Regions from separate parts of the Homo sapiens genome. Here region 1 is linked to region 2. Evidence: chromatin contacts called from ENCODE Hi-C data. All regions are on one chromosome and are shown on one strand. The core of a region is the stretch at or near the end of the contact, and the rest is flanking DNA. Distances in the headings are between cores, read along the strand shown.

Region 1 (4,956 bases), core at 1,119-3,618, 1.2 Mb before region 2:
AAACCCTCCCTGTCTCTACTAAAAATACAAAAATTAGCCGGGTGAGCTGGGCGCGGTGGCTCACGCCTGTAATCCCAGCACTTTGGGAGGCTGAGGCGGGTGGATCACCTGAGGTTGGAAGTTCGAGACCAGCCTGACCAGTAAGATCTGATCAGTCTTTACTAAAAAAAAAAAAAAAAAAAAAAAAAAAAAAAAAAATTAGCCGGGCGTGGTAGCACATGCCCGTAATCCCAGCTACTTGGGAGGCTGAGGCGGAGAATCGCTTGAACCCGGGAGGCGGAGGTTGCGGGGAGCCGAGATCGTGCCATTCCAGCCTGGGCAACAAGCGCCAAACTCCATCTCAAAAAAAAAAAAAAAAATTAGCCGGGCGTACTGGGACACGCCTGTAATCCCAGCTACTTGGGAGGCTGGGGCATGAATATCCCTTGAACCTGGGAGGCAAAGTTTCAAAAAGTTAGGCACAGTAAGAGATTAACAATATACTGTATTAAAATTCACTTGAACATGGTATCTCTCGAAATGTCTTATTGTACTCTGTTTCGCACCTCAGGTAGCTGAAACTACAGAAAGCAGTTAAGTGGGGATCACTGTATTTCTCATTCAAAAGTTCCTTCCTCTGTCCACCAACTTATTCATTCTTTCTCTGGGCCAAGTGCTGGACCAGACCCTGAAAATTACAACAGGCTAAACCAGCCTTCATGAAATGCACTAGCAGAGGAAACAAAGCAACTAATTCATTACAATTAATGATCAACTTCTGCTAAGGAGAATAAAGAGTTCATGGAGGGCTTAATGGGGATGGGGTGATTTCCAGAGGAAGTGATATGTGGGCTGATATCTGAGGCAGGTATAAGAGTTGGAGGGAGGGAGAGAATACAGCATTAGAGGTGGAGGAAACTCCTAAAAGCCAAGAGAGGAAAGAAAATGAAGCTTTCCAGTAACAAAAATAAAGCCAGTGTGGCATGAACCTGGAAAGCCAGAAGGAAAGTGGGCCAAATGAACCAGAGATAGAGTGTGCTCACTCAGTAGGTCTTTATCCTAAAAGACTGCGAAACCTCAGATGCATTCTAAGCATGTGATTCACTAAAACACGTGCATTTCTAAACGATAATTCAGTGCCACAGAGCTCCTTCCAAAACCCATTCTCACACCCAGACAACGCACAGACTTCCTTAACAAGTCATTCACTGACACCGCCCAACTTTTAAAAAGAAAAAAAAAAAGCTTCAAATTGAATTCTACTTCAAGGAAGAGGAAATCAAGCAGGCTGAAAAAAAGAAAAAAGTGGTTTAAACAGGTGGCAGCCACTTAAATATTAAAAAGTGACCAACAGGCCAGGCGCGGTGGCTCACGCCTGTAATCCCAGCACTTTGGGAGGCCGAAGCGGGCGGATCACTTGAGGTCAGGAGTTTGAGACCAACCTGGTCCAACATGGTGAAACCCCGTCTCTACTAAAACTACAAAAATTACCTGGGCGTGGTGGCGCACGCCTGTAATCCCAGCTACTCAGGAGGCTGAGGCACAAGAATCGCTTGAACCCGGGAGGCAGAGGTTGCAGTGAGCCGAGATTGCGCCACTGCACTCCAGCCTTGCGACACAGCGAGACTCCGTCTCAAACAAACAAAAGTGACCAACGAACTTAACCTAAATATATATACGGAGAATAAAGTTTATATAGTTGTTTCTCACTTAGAAATAACCTTTCAATATACATATTATTTAAATTACATGACCATTAACACTTAGGGAAAACAGAAACTTACCTACATCCTAATATTTTACAATAAAACATGAGCTTGATTAAAGGTTCTGGTGCCCCTACAGATTTTCATGTCTTGCTAATACCATCCTTCCCTTCACACATTTTCTCTAAATCATTAAAAAGCTGACTTCCTGAGTGCATTTTTGGTTTCGCTTTTTAAAGAATAAAACGTCTTCTAATTCCTAACTTTCTTTACTACTGACTTGAGAGATGCCACGAGATTTGCGGAACACCAAACCAGCGTGCAGGGTTTAAAAGGCTGCCCGTGACCCGGGCGCCTGACGGTAACTTTCCCGCCCTCCCCTCCCCAACTCCCCTGCAGTCGCCGAGCCTCGCCTTCTCCGCAGCACAGCCCAGGACAAGGCCGGGCCGGAGCTGCTGCCGCCACCGCTTCTCCCTTCCCCGCGGGCTGAGGCCGGTGGACCCAAGCGGGAAGCGAGGAGAGGCGCGGGAGCACCACCGTTACCTGAGGCCCGCGCCCGGCAGCGGGCACTTCGGCCAAGAGGGCAGAGCCGGGAAGCGGTCACAGAGCAGCCAGCAGGAAGGTCGACTCCGGGAAGCTCTCCTGGCGCCCAGGGCCCGCAACGTCGCCTGCTAAGCTAAAGCGCCGGACAGCCCGGCCCCTACGCCCCCTGCCTCCGAGCACCGCTGCGTCACGCGCAGGGCCACCTCCGGCTGAGCATCCTATTGGTGGTCCCCAGGTTGCCAGGCTCCGCCCACCTCCCCGCCCCTTCCCGGGCGCGCGGGTCCCCGGCGCCAGTGCTCGCAGGCTGGCCCTGGCAACCTGCCAAGGAAGCTTCTCACCCGGACATCATGATACCGGCGACAACATCTTGCTTGACACTTCCACCCCAGCAGTAGAATGTGCAGCCAAAACGGGACTGCGACAACTCCCTGCAAGCCCGAAACGGCACCCTGCGTGGTAGCATGGAGCTGCAGGGGCGTTTGGCTCCTAGGCCGACTGGAAGAAGCCGCTTCTGGAGCTGTGGATCATTGCAGTTTGAACTGACCATCCAGGAACAACGTAGAACTAGCCAGAAGCAAGAATCGCTGGCTTATCTGCACACCAAGATTCGTGCCTTTATCAGGAGATTCCTTACCGTTTGAAAACCAGCGTCCTTCAGCAACATTCAAACTAGATAAGGGGAAAAAACCTGCACCAAATAATAAAACACACCAAATAATGGAACAACTAAGTAATATTTAAGGGCCCTTGAGGCCAGGTGCGGTGGCTCACGCCTGTAATCCCAACACTTTGGGAGACCGAGGTGGCTGGGTCACCTGAGGTTAGGATCGAGACCAGCCTGACCAACATGGTGAAACCCCGTCTCTACTAAATACAAAAAATTAGCCGGGCTTGGTGGCGCGCGCCTGTAATCCCAGCTATTCGGGAGGCTGAGGCAGGAGGATTGCTTGAACCCGGAAGCCAGAGGTTGCAGTGAGCCTAGATTGTGCCATTGCACTCCAGCCTGGGCAATAAGAGCTAAACTCCTTCTCAAAAAAAGTTTTAAAAATAAAATAAACAAAGGGCCCTCGTGACTTCATAATCAAAAGAAGAATGATGCAGAGAGATTTGGGACAGAGATTAAATACAACAGTTAATCGCTTGGAATTTGTGAAGGCAGAGGTGTACGTAAATTTAGGGTAAAGGTAGGTGAAAAGGCAATGATGAGAGGAGCAGAGACTGAAGAGTCGCACTCACAGCCTGCAAACTAATACCAGCTAGCCTGGCCTGACTAATCGCTTCTTCCCCACTCCTCCCCAGGACAAAAATCCCTGAACAAACAGATGAGGTTTAGCAGAACTGACTACTCTCTGGGTCCTTTAAACAAAGTGGATTTGTACACGTTCCCTTGGCCACCCAGCAGGCTGCACTGTTCACTCAAAGCAGAAATGGCCCTCAGCATCCAGTCGAGTTTAGTACTGGCTGTCATTGGCAGATCTGCTCCGTTTGGCCTCTTCTACAACTGTGATTGCCACGTGTGCTGACTAGTTGGTGACAGGGTCTGGTAGACCCCCAGCTGCTTCCCCTCCCCACTCCCACTAGTTATAGAGCAGTAGGAACATAGGCACTCATTTCTATTGGGTCTCTGTTGGCTACCTTCTATATACACCAAGATGACTGGCCTTTTCACTGTTTGATTCATTCATTCAAAAAATATTGATAGTATTCTTGGTGCTAGAAATACAGTGGTGAATAAACAGAAGAAGCCCCTGCACTTAGAGGCTTATGTTCTGCAGGACTAGGTATGAAAGGAAACAAACAGGTGGCTCAAGCCTATAATCCCAGCACTTTGGGAGGCTGAGGCAGGAGGATCACTTTGAGGCCAGGAGTCCAAGACCAGCCTGAGCAACATAGTGAGACTCCCTCTCTACAGAATTTAAAAACAACAACAACAACAACAACAATGACAACAAAATTTGCTGGGAATTGTGGCAGGCCCCTATGGTCCCAGCTACTCGGGAGGCTGAGATAAGAGGATTGCTTGTGGTGGGGGATGGGGGGTGAGGGACGGAGGATGCAGTGAGCCAAAAAATCATGCCACTGCACTGCAGCCTGGTCAACACAGTGGGACTCTGTCTCAAACAACAAAAGCTTATGTTTCTAATGAAGAATATAAATAATAAAACGAATAGATGAGATAATCACTGGCAGTGATAAGTACTGAGCAGAAAACAAAACAGAATGGTCAGGGAAGGATTTTCTGAGGAGATAATTCAGGAGCTAAGACCTAAATGACAAGAAGGAGCCAGCCAAGCCAACCATGGGGAGGAAGAACATTCTAGACAGAGGATAATGGGTGTCAAGGCCCCGATGCTGAACTGTGGCTGATGCTGAAGCGTGGCTGTTTGAGGAACAGGCCAGGAGGCTTGAGCATGTCAAATAGGGGTTTGAAGTTGAGTTTGGAGCATTAAGCAGGAACCTAATCACGTTGTTTGGATTTATCTGTTAAGTGCAAAGGCAAGATAATGAAGGGTTTGGGTTTTTGTTGTTTTGAGATGGGGTCTCACTCTGTCGCCCAGGCTGGAGTGCAGTGGTGCAATCAGGGCTCACTGCATCCTCTACCTCCCCAGGCTCGCTAAGTCATCTTCCCACCTCAGCCTCCCTAGTACCTGGGACTACAGGTGGGCGTCACCACACCAGACTAATTTTTGTATTTTTTGTAGAGACAGGGTTTCGCTGTGTTGCCCAG
Region 2 (4,745 bases), core at 426-2,925:
AGAAAGATGAAAGAAAAAAACATAAGGTACTTGATCACTACAGGCTTAGATGCACAAGACTGCAGGATAACATCTTAACATTGTGTTTGATCCCAGGTGCTTCAAATTTGCCATCTTATACTCAGCCACGTTACTAATGTCTTCTGCAGTCACGTGAGCTAGGCGATAAACATCTTGCCGTTTCAATATTTTGGAAAGCCACAGCTCAGTCCTGAATGCCAGGCTATAAATCCTTAAGCTATGAGTTTTCAAAACCAGCATGGTTTTAGTGCTGCCACAAGGCTCACCCTAATAGAATCTCATCATTCAGTTTTAATTAAAGAGGTGGTTACCAGGAATGCAGAAAGGGAAAGTTTTAGTGTGTTCATCACTTTTAACCTGCTGAGTGGCAACCCAGTCACTTTACAACGAGATTCAGAAACAATAGTGTAATCTGAAACAATCCACACCCGTTGGAATAAGTGGTTGCTTTTAGAGAGAGTGAGGTTCAGGCAGAGGTTATAGATTAGTCTTGCTCCCACCAAATACATAGTTTGCATTTTTTTCATTCATTAGCTTATCCTCTGCTTTTTCATAATATCTTGGTTTCCAGTCTTGCCTCATTCAACAATAAAAAGAGACGAAAATCCATTCACTTGGTTTCATGGAGTTTTTCCATCATACCTTCTTGAAGATTGATTGCCTGGCTGTTCCCTTGAAGTAATCGCCTAAGAATTACGTCTTGGATAGCCCAACTCCCGCATTAAACTTACTGCAGGTGTCTGAAGAGGTCCAAAGACCATACTGAGTGACATCCCTGCCCAAGTGATAGTCTGAAGAAACTTGTCAGAAATGCACCCCCAGAACAAAAAGGGATGTGGGAAACTGACCTAGCACGGATGAGGACTGGGAATGAGCCTGTGACTTAGGGAATGAATTTCAGCCCAAGCAAAAATAGGAAACACCAGCCTCTAAGACGGCCTGTGGTCCTTACCGTACACCCGGACCCAGCTCTGTTGCTGGCACACGGACTCCAGAAGGATCCGATCCAACATGCCACCGGCGACGGCTCCACTGACTGGGACAACCGCGTCCAGGTCCTCCGGGGGCAGCGGCGAGTCGGACTCCAGCGCCGGGAACATCTCCGGCCAGGACAGCGCCTCCGCGGCTCCTCCGGACGACGGAGAGAGCTCCATGGTGCCCCGAGGCGGGAGGGGGACGAGGCGGCGGCTTCGGGGCGGGCTGGCGCGCGGCTCCGCGCCCTGCCTGCGGTAAGGGGAGGAGGAGAGCGCGCAGCGAGGGCAGGGACCCGAGCGGCAGCCGGCGCGGACACCTCTCACCTCCTTCCCCGTCGCCCACTGCCCGAGGCTCGGGCGATGCAGCCCACCTGCAGTCGGCGGGCGGGACCCAGGCCGGGAGGAGGATCCAGCGTGGCCCCGACCAAGGGTGGGTCCGGGCTCAGGTGTGTGTGGGTCCCTCCCGGGAGAGGACGCAGAAGAACCCGGGAGGGGAGGCTCGCCCTCCCACCTCCTCGGAGCCGCCTTCTTCAGCCCCGCCGGCGTCTCTCGCGGTCAGACCAGGCTCTGGCTGGGGATGGAGCGGGGCCGGGCAGGGCTGGGCTTGGGGGCGTCGCCGCCAGGGGCCGCCCCCTCTGACCGGCTCCCGCCGCCGCCGCCTCAGAAGCTCCGAGTGCCCGTTCCCTCAGCCTGAGGAGGGGTAGGGGGCGGTGGCCCCGGGTTCTAGCCCGCCTGTCCTCGGCCCCCACTTCTGGAATGAGCCTGCCCGCCCCCTGACTCTCAGGCCACAGCTCCGGCCACAGCTCTGGCTCCTGCTCCGCGGCGGATCCCACAAACCCGGCAGCCACGGCGGTGGCGGTGGCGGTGGCGGTGGCGGTGGCGGCGGCGGCGGCGGCGGCAGCGGCAGGCGGCATCCCAGGGTGATAGGCTGAAGCAATCGAGGGCCGAGAGCCCGGCCGCGTGTGCACTCGAGTAACGAAGCCGGGGAGGGACTGCGCCGCAGGCAGGAAAAGTCGGACACCGAATTATTCATCCGGCCTGTCCCGCCTACTTTCCAAGTACCCTCCCAGGGATAGCCGGGTATTGAGCGGTCCGGGTCTCTGCTGCTCAAAGTAAAGACCGTTTGAGAAGGCGGGGAGGTAAAAGGGTGCGGGAAATTTAAACAGAAAAGAAAGGAGCTTCCCTTCCTTCTCACACCTTTCCTATTTATTTGTTTCTTTCTTTCTTTATGGGCCAACGTTTCTTTCTTATTGGACAAAGAGATCGAAGAAGCTGCTTTATCTTACAGTCACCCAAGGGGGAGCGCCTTCTTCCTTCCCAGAGTGGAGTGGCAGTGGGTCCGGGATTCTGGGATATGCACAGGGTCTGCGCCCTGCGCCCTGTCCGCGCTGAAGCTGAACTTGTCATTGGTTTGCAACAGCATGGTGAAGAAGTGTGGTGTGGATGGACGGACGGGCCTCTCAGGCACATGAAATACTCAAAGCCCAGTATTAACCAAACATGTTTCTCTGTTTTGTCTTTGATCTTTGTGCAGTGTGTTGGCTTTTTTCCTTTAATGATGTCACTTGTATTTTATTTTTGGTTTATTTGTAGACTGTCTCCCTCCTTGGCCATGGCTTTACTTTTATGTCCACCCAAGGAGAGTTTCACCAGTTTAGGTTTAAGAAATTACTGACAAGTTAACAATAATAATTTCAAAATTGAACAGTAATAACTTAAACCGTGCCTTGGACATAGTAGATCTCCAACAGTTTTTCTTGAATGTGGCTACCTAATGTGGAACAAGATTTTTCATAATTACATGTTGCTATTTTTAATACCTTTTGGGAGGTTCTTTAGTCCCCCCCGCCCTTTCTCCCTACGTTGCACAAAGAGACTGGTCTACAAGGGGTCCTGTTAGTTTTCTGGTTTTGTGGGGTCCTGGAATATTGTTTGGGCTTATTGAGAGTTAACAAGGATGTATTTTGTGAGTTTCTCCAAAGTCTTATTTAGAGTAATAGTATTTCAAAGCAAGAAGTGTTTTAGAGAGAACATCATTCTGCCTCTTGTTTAACAGGTGAGGAAACTGAGGAAAAACCAGCTTACCTGGCTAATCAACCACAAGTACAGATAGTTCCACAATGACTCAATGGATATTACTTCAACTTTGTTCCCTCAAGAAACTTTTGTGATTAAGCTTGTTGATTTGTGGCTTGATGGTTTACAGGAATGGTCATTTTTAATATCTAGGACCCTGCTTGCTTGCTTGCTTGCTTGCTTACTAGACTGGCTGCATAGTCAGTCTTCCACGTGTAAACAACAGTGTGTGCTTTAGTGGATAAGAGATGTTGAGTGCTGAGATTTCAAGGCTCAGCACTGAGTAGACCTAGAGCATTTTTATTTATACTAAATTAATGCCATGGTAACATAAGTTAGACAGCAAGTGAATATGGCATCAAATGTACAAAGTTGAGTATCTCTTTACTAGTCAATGTATAAGGAATTTATTTACCCAAGCAATTATCTTAAAAACAGCATTACAAGTGGTATGCGAAACATTTCCAGAATTTATTTCCACATCTGCTCTTTCAGTGGCATCATCCATTCCTGAGCTCAAGAAAAGGCCTCTGCCAACCGCCAGTAATCCTGCTTTTTTAGTAATCCTACTATTTTTTTTTTAACTTTAAGTTCTGGGATACATGTGCAGAACATGCAGGTTTGTTACATAGGTATACATGTGCCTATGTATACCTATGTAACATGGTGGTTACAGTAAACATGGTGGTTTACTGCATCTATCAACCCGTCATCTAGGTTTTAAGCCCTGCATTCATTAGATATTTGTCCTAATGCTCTCCCTCCCCTTTCCCCCACGCCCCGACAGGCCCCAGTATGTGATATTACCCTCCCTGTGTCCATGTGTTCTCATCGTTCAACTCCCACTTATAAGTGAGAATATGCAGAGTTTGGTTTTCTGTTGTGTTACTTTGCTTAGAATGATGGCTCCCAGCTTCATCCATGTCCCTGCAAATGACATGAACTCATTCTTTTTTATGGCTGCATAGTATTCCATGGTGTATATGTGCCACATTGTCTTTATCCAGTCTATCATCGATGGCATTTGGGTTGGTTCCAAGTCTTTGCTATTGTAAATAGCACTGCAATAAACATACATGTGCATGTGTCTTTATAGTAGAATGATTTATAATCCTTTGGGTATATACCCAGTAATGGGATTGCTGGGTCAAATGGTATTTTGGTTCTAGATCCTTGAGGAATCGCCACAGTGTCTTCCACAATGGTTGAACTAATTTACACTCCCACCAACAGTGTAAAAGCATTCCTATTTCTCCATAGCCTTGGCAGAATCTGTTGTTTCCTGACTTTTTAATAATCACCATTCTCACTGGCGTGAGGTGGTATCTCACTGTGGTTTTGATTTGCATTTCTCTAATGACCAATGATGATGAACTTTTTTTCATATGTTTATTGGCTGCATAAATGTCTTCTTTTGAGAAGTGTCTGTTCATATCCTTTGCCCACTTTTTGATGGGGTTGTTTGTTTTTTTCTTGTAAATTTGTCTAAGTTCCTTGTAGATTCTGGACATTAGACCTTTGTCGGATGGGTAGATTGCAAAACTTTCTCCCATTCTGTAGGTTGCCTGTTCACTCTGATGATAGTTTCTTTTGCTGTGCAGAAGCTCTTTAGTTGGATTAGATCCCATTTGTCAATTTTGGCTTTTGTTGCAATTGCTTTTGGTGTTTTAGTCA

The links. A loop is a pair of places that touch in the nucleus more often than their neighbours do. Pooled maps may share reads with other maps.
Region 1: a loop to region 2 is called in a pooled map, with 5 times the contacts of the local background. The contact joins the promoter of SOAT1 here to the promoter of RASAL2-AS1 in region 2. A Hi-C loop is called at or near these places in 4 of 50 pooled maps.

The regions. Positions count from the first base shown.
Region 1 is chr1:179,291,209-179,296,164 of GRCh38, reverse strand. SOAT1 (sterol O-acyltransferase 1) reads right to left here and starts at 2,368. Exons shown (of 16, transcript NM_003101.6): 1 at 2,229-2,368. RefSeq lists an enhancer at 1,664-2,171 and a silencer at 2,384-2,573.
Region 2 is chr1:178,090,923-178,095,667 of GRCh38, reverse strand. It overlaps RASAL2-AS1 (RASAL2 antisense RNA 1), which reads left to right and starts at 1,675. Exons shown (of 2, transcript NR_027982.1): 1 at 1,675-2,107; 2 at 2,256-4,160. It overlaps RASAL2 (RAS protein activator like 2), which reads right to left and starts at 1,564. Exons shown (of 18, transcript NM_170692.4): 1 at 974-1,564. The coding sequence starts at 1,175. RefSeq lists silencers at 1,126-1,185, 1,336-1,495, 1,566-1,865, 1,916-1,965 and an enhancer at 1,587-2,088.